Regions from separate parts of the Mus musculus genome. Here region 2 is linked to region 1. Evidence: chromatin loops called from intact Hi-C (ENCODE). Cell type or tissue: heart. All regions are shown on one strand.

What was found. Hi-C counts contacts between places; a loop is a spot of excess contacts. Peaks named below come from ENCODE experiments on the same cell type or tissue, not always from the same donor. Only the 100,000 strongest peaks of a DNase experiment are listed, where the experiment ranks them.
Region 2: it touches region 1 in a loop (27-fold over the local background); 19 of 42 quality-filtered maps call a loop at or near these places.

The regions. Positions count from the first base shown.
Region 1 is chr3:81,923,950-81,926,449 of GRCm38, reverse strand. LOC102640985 (a long non-coding RNA gene) reads left to right here and starts at 1,816. Exons shown (of 3, transcript XR_375741.2): 1 at 1,816-2,113. In heart, a CTCF peak has its summit at 1,295 (motif pointing right); no DNase peak of the experiment used is centred here.
Region 2 is chr3:80,957,635-80,960,134 of GRCm38, reverse strand. No RefSeq gene overlaps it. Among named protein-coding and RNA genes, the nearest start is that of Gm29808, 33 kb to the left of the region's middle. In heart, a CTCF peak has its summit at 1,383; no DNase peak of the experiment used is centred here.

The sequences.
Region 1 (2,500 bases):
TTATCTTTTTTTAAGTATAGCAATTCCTCCCTAATCCGTTCCTTCTTGAATATTTGCATTGACCCAGAGAATATTGAAAGGTTTTGATCATTATTCACTTTTATAGTCACAAATAAATGGGCAGAAGATTTGGTCATTTAGAATAGAAAAAGCAAGCAAGCAAGCAAGCAAGCAAGCAAGCAAGCAAGAATAGGAATGAAGGAACTGTTATTTGGTCCTGGAGTATGGGAAGGGAGAATAATATATGAAGGTACCTATGTGCCTTGCTGAGAAGGTCTGATGGTAGGTACCAACACATGGAGTTACAGTGAGGAAGAGAAAGTTGTTATTCTGGGTCTGAAAGAGGAATTGAAACGATCAATTTAGGTTGAAGAGCTTCATGAAGCACACAGCCTCTGACTAGGGGCTTTCTGAATCCTTCCTGCAGCTGTGGTATTTGCTTGTCAGATGATGGATGCACTTCCTTCAGATGCGTCTCAGGCAGCTGCAGGGCTCAGAGCCGCAGAGCCTCCCCCGAGTCTTAGTTTATCTGATTCTTGGTTTCACCCACTTAGTTTCTCTAAGACATCGTGCTTGTAAAACCACTACTGATATTTTTTACAATCACAGCCACTGCTCGCCTGTTTCATGAAGTGATCACAGAGTAACTTCCGATTGATAACTTTACCCTTCTGTGAATTGATAAGAAGAGTGCCATTTATTGGAGGCCTAAGACCATTGATCTCTATCAAGTTCTCATTACCTTAAATCATCAATATTGGTCACAATTTGATAAATGGATAAAAAAATCAACTCCCTTTGCACTTTAATTTCAGGGTGGCTATTGTGTTAGTAGAGTTTCCACATAATATCCAGCCAGAGTTTTAAACATTTTATGCCCATTTCCTCAGAAATGTCTCCTAGAAACAAAGGAATATGAAAAAAAAAATAGAATGTTTCAAAATTAAGGTGTTGGAAGATAATACAGTGTTGAAATATTTTAAGTTATGGAATCAGACAATATGTATCACGGCCTCTCAGAACACTGTGAAACTGTTAATTTTACCACCTGAATATTACAGATTTGAAAAAAAATTGTGGCATGTATATTTATATTACCTAATGGGTTGATTTTAAATACCATTAGTGTATTCATATTATTTTTGATATGTGATAATTCATATCTTTATTGTTTGTCAAAGTATTAGAATTTGGGGGATATATGTTCCTAATTAATTTTGTTATTGAGGATAACAAACTGAACTGGCAGACAAAACTGGCCAAAAAAATTTACTGATTTGTGTGCATCCTCATATCTGACCACATGAGGGCAGCATAGTATCTCTTAAGACAGTACATTGGCGCCAAGGATAGAATCTGGTATAAATGGCATGTAAAAAAATCATGAATATAAGGTTAAAGCTAGAGAACTCTATAATGGTCTTTTTATTCAAATTTTCACTTTCCAGCTGAAGGAATTGAGGTCCAAGGAGACAAATTAACAAGTCCCCTCACACAATTGATGTCTTTGAAGGTAGACAGGAGAACGAATTGACATTAAAACAGGTAATAATAATTACATTAAGCAAGCACCTAGATATTTTAAGAGACTTCTTATTATACTGTAATATTATGTGTGGAAACATTTCGGATGAAATTGAATATTTCTAATAAGGATTTAGCCTCAGAAATGTTCCTTTCTGCAGAACTAGACAAATAAAATGATAGAATTAACATTTCCAAAAAAGACTTTTAGGATAAACTTGAAGGCAGAAACGTGAAGCGTGTAATTCTGAGGGTATTCATTAGTACTTTCTTCACAATCTTGCACTCGTGAGTTCTTCTCACACTCCATCATTGTCTCCGAGAAAGAACCGGCAACCTCGGGAACAGGGCACGGAGGTGCTGCCTCGACATTTCTCATTTTTATGTCTTCACACCCACACCTTGTTATATAACATACAAATACATGTTCATTTCGTGAGAATTGTTACGTAACACACAAATACACACAAACCCAGTGAGACTCGTGAAAGGCCTGCTCTCCGCCATCTCCACCATCATGGCTGACAGACAAGCGGAGGGTGGGGATGCTCGGTCTGCCTCAGAAACTCCCCCTCTCCAAACTTCTCAGGTAAGTTAAAAATTGACTGGAAAATGCAGGTAAACAGAAAAGTCTTCCTATACAGCTGAGTTCTCCCCGCCCCTCTGCCTCCTGCAGGTCTTTACCTGTCTTCCCAGGTTCTTTTTCTTCCCTACTGCTATTATGGTTGCTCACCGTAGCTTCGTTCCAACAACCTTCGTAAAATGGACCCTGTGATAGGTGGTGTTATGCATCAACCTGCCAAGTCAGGGAGGGTGACGCTGTTTGATTAAACATGATGCTAAATGGTTTTGTAAGGATGTTCTTGGACAAAGTGTTTTCAGGGACAGAGCTGGTAAAGACACTTGCTGTCCATAGCTGTAGGGGGACGGGAGCTGGCATCAGTCAGTGGTCAGTCTGGAGAAAAGACTGGTCTCT
Region 2 (2,500 bases), 970 kb after region 1:
AGATTGTTCTTATAGCACACTGTAGGAAGAGTGTTTTCAATGGAGTTGTTCTTATAGCACATTGTAGGAAGAAGTGTTTTTTTGTTTTTGTTTTTTTTTTTCATTGAGTGGTTCTTATAGAACTTGTAGGAGGACATAGAATTGTTTTTTGTCTTGAACAGAATTATTGCATTTTTACTCAAGTGGGAGAAAAACATAATTACTTTTTCCCAGGATCAGAAGAACATTGTGAAAATCAGAAGAACATTGTGACCTATTGTCTCAAAGATGCTTTTTTCCATTAGAGTTATGATATATTTAGAAAACTACACAGTAGTTATTAAAGAACTCAGTTTTGAAACTACTGAATAACTAGCACATGCGTAGGGGTTGGGCGTCAGGTATATTGGCATCTGGAAATCTCAGCATTTTTCTGGAATGTTCAAAGAAGAGTCAAAATGACATTAACAAAAATGCTGGATTCTGAAACAAAATAAAATTGTAGTAAAGGAATAAAAATATTGGAAGTTGTGACTACGGACACAGACAAGAAAGACCTGAGGCTAACACTAAACTGCAACGCTATGATTCTGGAATTTATTAAGCAGAACAATGTGCAGAACATTTGGAAGCAATCTGTGTGCTACATTATGCATTCACTAGCTAGTTATTTGGATATTGTGGCACTTTTGGTCACTGCATTTTTGAAAAGATATAGACAAACTGAAATTGATCGAGGAAGGACAAGAACAATAAGAGGTAAAGCCCCGAGGAACAGTCTGGTTGCTATGATTGGATGCATGAGCATTTTTCTAATATTAGAATCAATTAATACTTCCCCCTTGGCAATGCTACCTAGAATAAAAAGGGGTTTAATAAAACAACCTTTTATATGTTTTTGATTCTGCCTTTGTTTTGCTGTGATGGAAATGCTAGAAAGTCATCTATGGAATCCCTGGGAGGATAAGTCTCCCAGAAATTGGAAAGCAGGTTCCCAGATCATTCTGAACAAATTATTCTCCCTAGTAGCAAATGGAATCCATAGGTATTTTCTGTGTTTGGCTGGTATTAGAAACCAAATAAATGGTTAGTTATCTCTTACCACGGTAAACAGTAAAAAGAGATATCCAAGACTCCCAGAGTCTTGAGAAATACAAGAGCTAACTAAATCTACATAGGCCTATAATAGTGTTTCTCATCTGCCAAGACACTGCTGGGAATATTTCTCGAACAGTGCTAGCAGAGTCTGGGCCATGGCTGCCAACAGCTATGGTTAATAGCAACCAGTAGCAAGACTTCAAAATCCCTGCAATGTTGATTTCAAAATGCCACCCTTCTTAGGAGGTGCAAGGCTCAGTGGCTATGGCTGTCCAGTTGTCAACAGAGACACCATGTGGTAGGGAGAGGCAATGGCAGCCAAGATAATGAAATCAGCTGTCCCAATGGTAGGACACATAGAAAACAGGGTTTCTCTTGTAATCAGGATATTTTGTACTGAACTAGAGATATAATTGCATTCAGAGTCCAAGGTAGAAGTGTAGCACAGAAAAGAACAACTACATTAAGAATATATTTTAAAAACGAAAGGAATGGCTTAAATTCAAGTTGAAAACACAATAATTTATATAAATTACTCATAAAAAACACTCCTAATATATCTAGATTAAATCAAAGCTTTCCATTTTCAACTTTTCCACTCCCATGGCAATAGAAACATCTACTTAGAATTAATCATAACTGAAATATTGTATTTATTGCTGTATTGCTGGAAAATCTGTCTCCCCTTCAAAATGTGAATTCTATAAGAACACACATTTCTTACCTTGTTCCATTACCATAAACTCAGGTCAAAGGGTTCCTAACATGCTTTGGATACATCGTTTGGTACATAGACATATCCAATAATTATTCAGAGACTACAGGACAAACATTATCCAGTTTAACGGGAAAAATTAAATATAGTATCCAAATCCCTTCCTACAATGAAAATCCCAACCCCCAATATACAATTGCTAGCATATCTTCATAAATATTCAAAGAATTAATATAAATAAGAACCACGACCAGTTAGATATAATTCTGTCAGAAAACAGAAAAAGAAGTGTCTTAGTCAGGGTTCTCTAGAGGAACAAACATGGCAGAATGTATGTGTGTGTGTGTGTGTGTGTGTATCTGTGTGTGTGTGTGTGTGTGTGTGTGTGTGTGTGTGTGTGTATGAAGGGAATTTATTAGAGTGGCTTACAAACTGTGGTCTAGCTAGTCCAACAGCTGCTGCCTAAAAACAGAAGGTCCAAGAATCTAGTAATTGCTTAGGCCAAGAGGCTAGATGTCTTCACTGGTCTTCAGTATATTCTGGAATCCTGGAAAGTAGGCTCTGATTCCAGTGAAGGCATAAAACTTGCCAGCAAGAATGAAAACAAGCAGACAGAGTCAATTTCCTTATTCTTTGCCCTTTATATAGGCTACCAACAGAAGATGTAGCCCGGGTTAAAGGAGGACCTTCCCACCTCCAATGATCTGG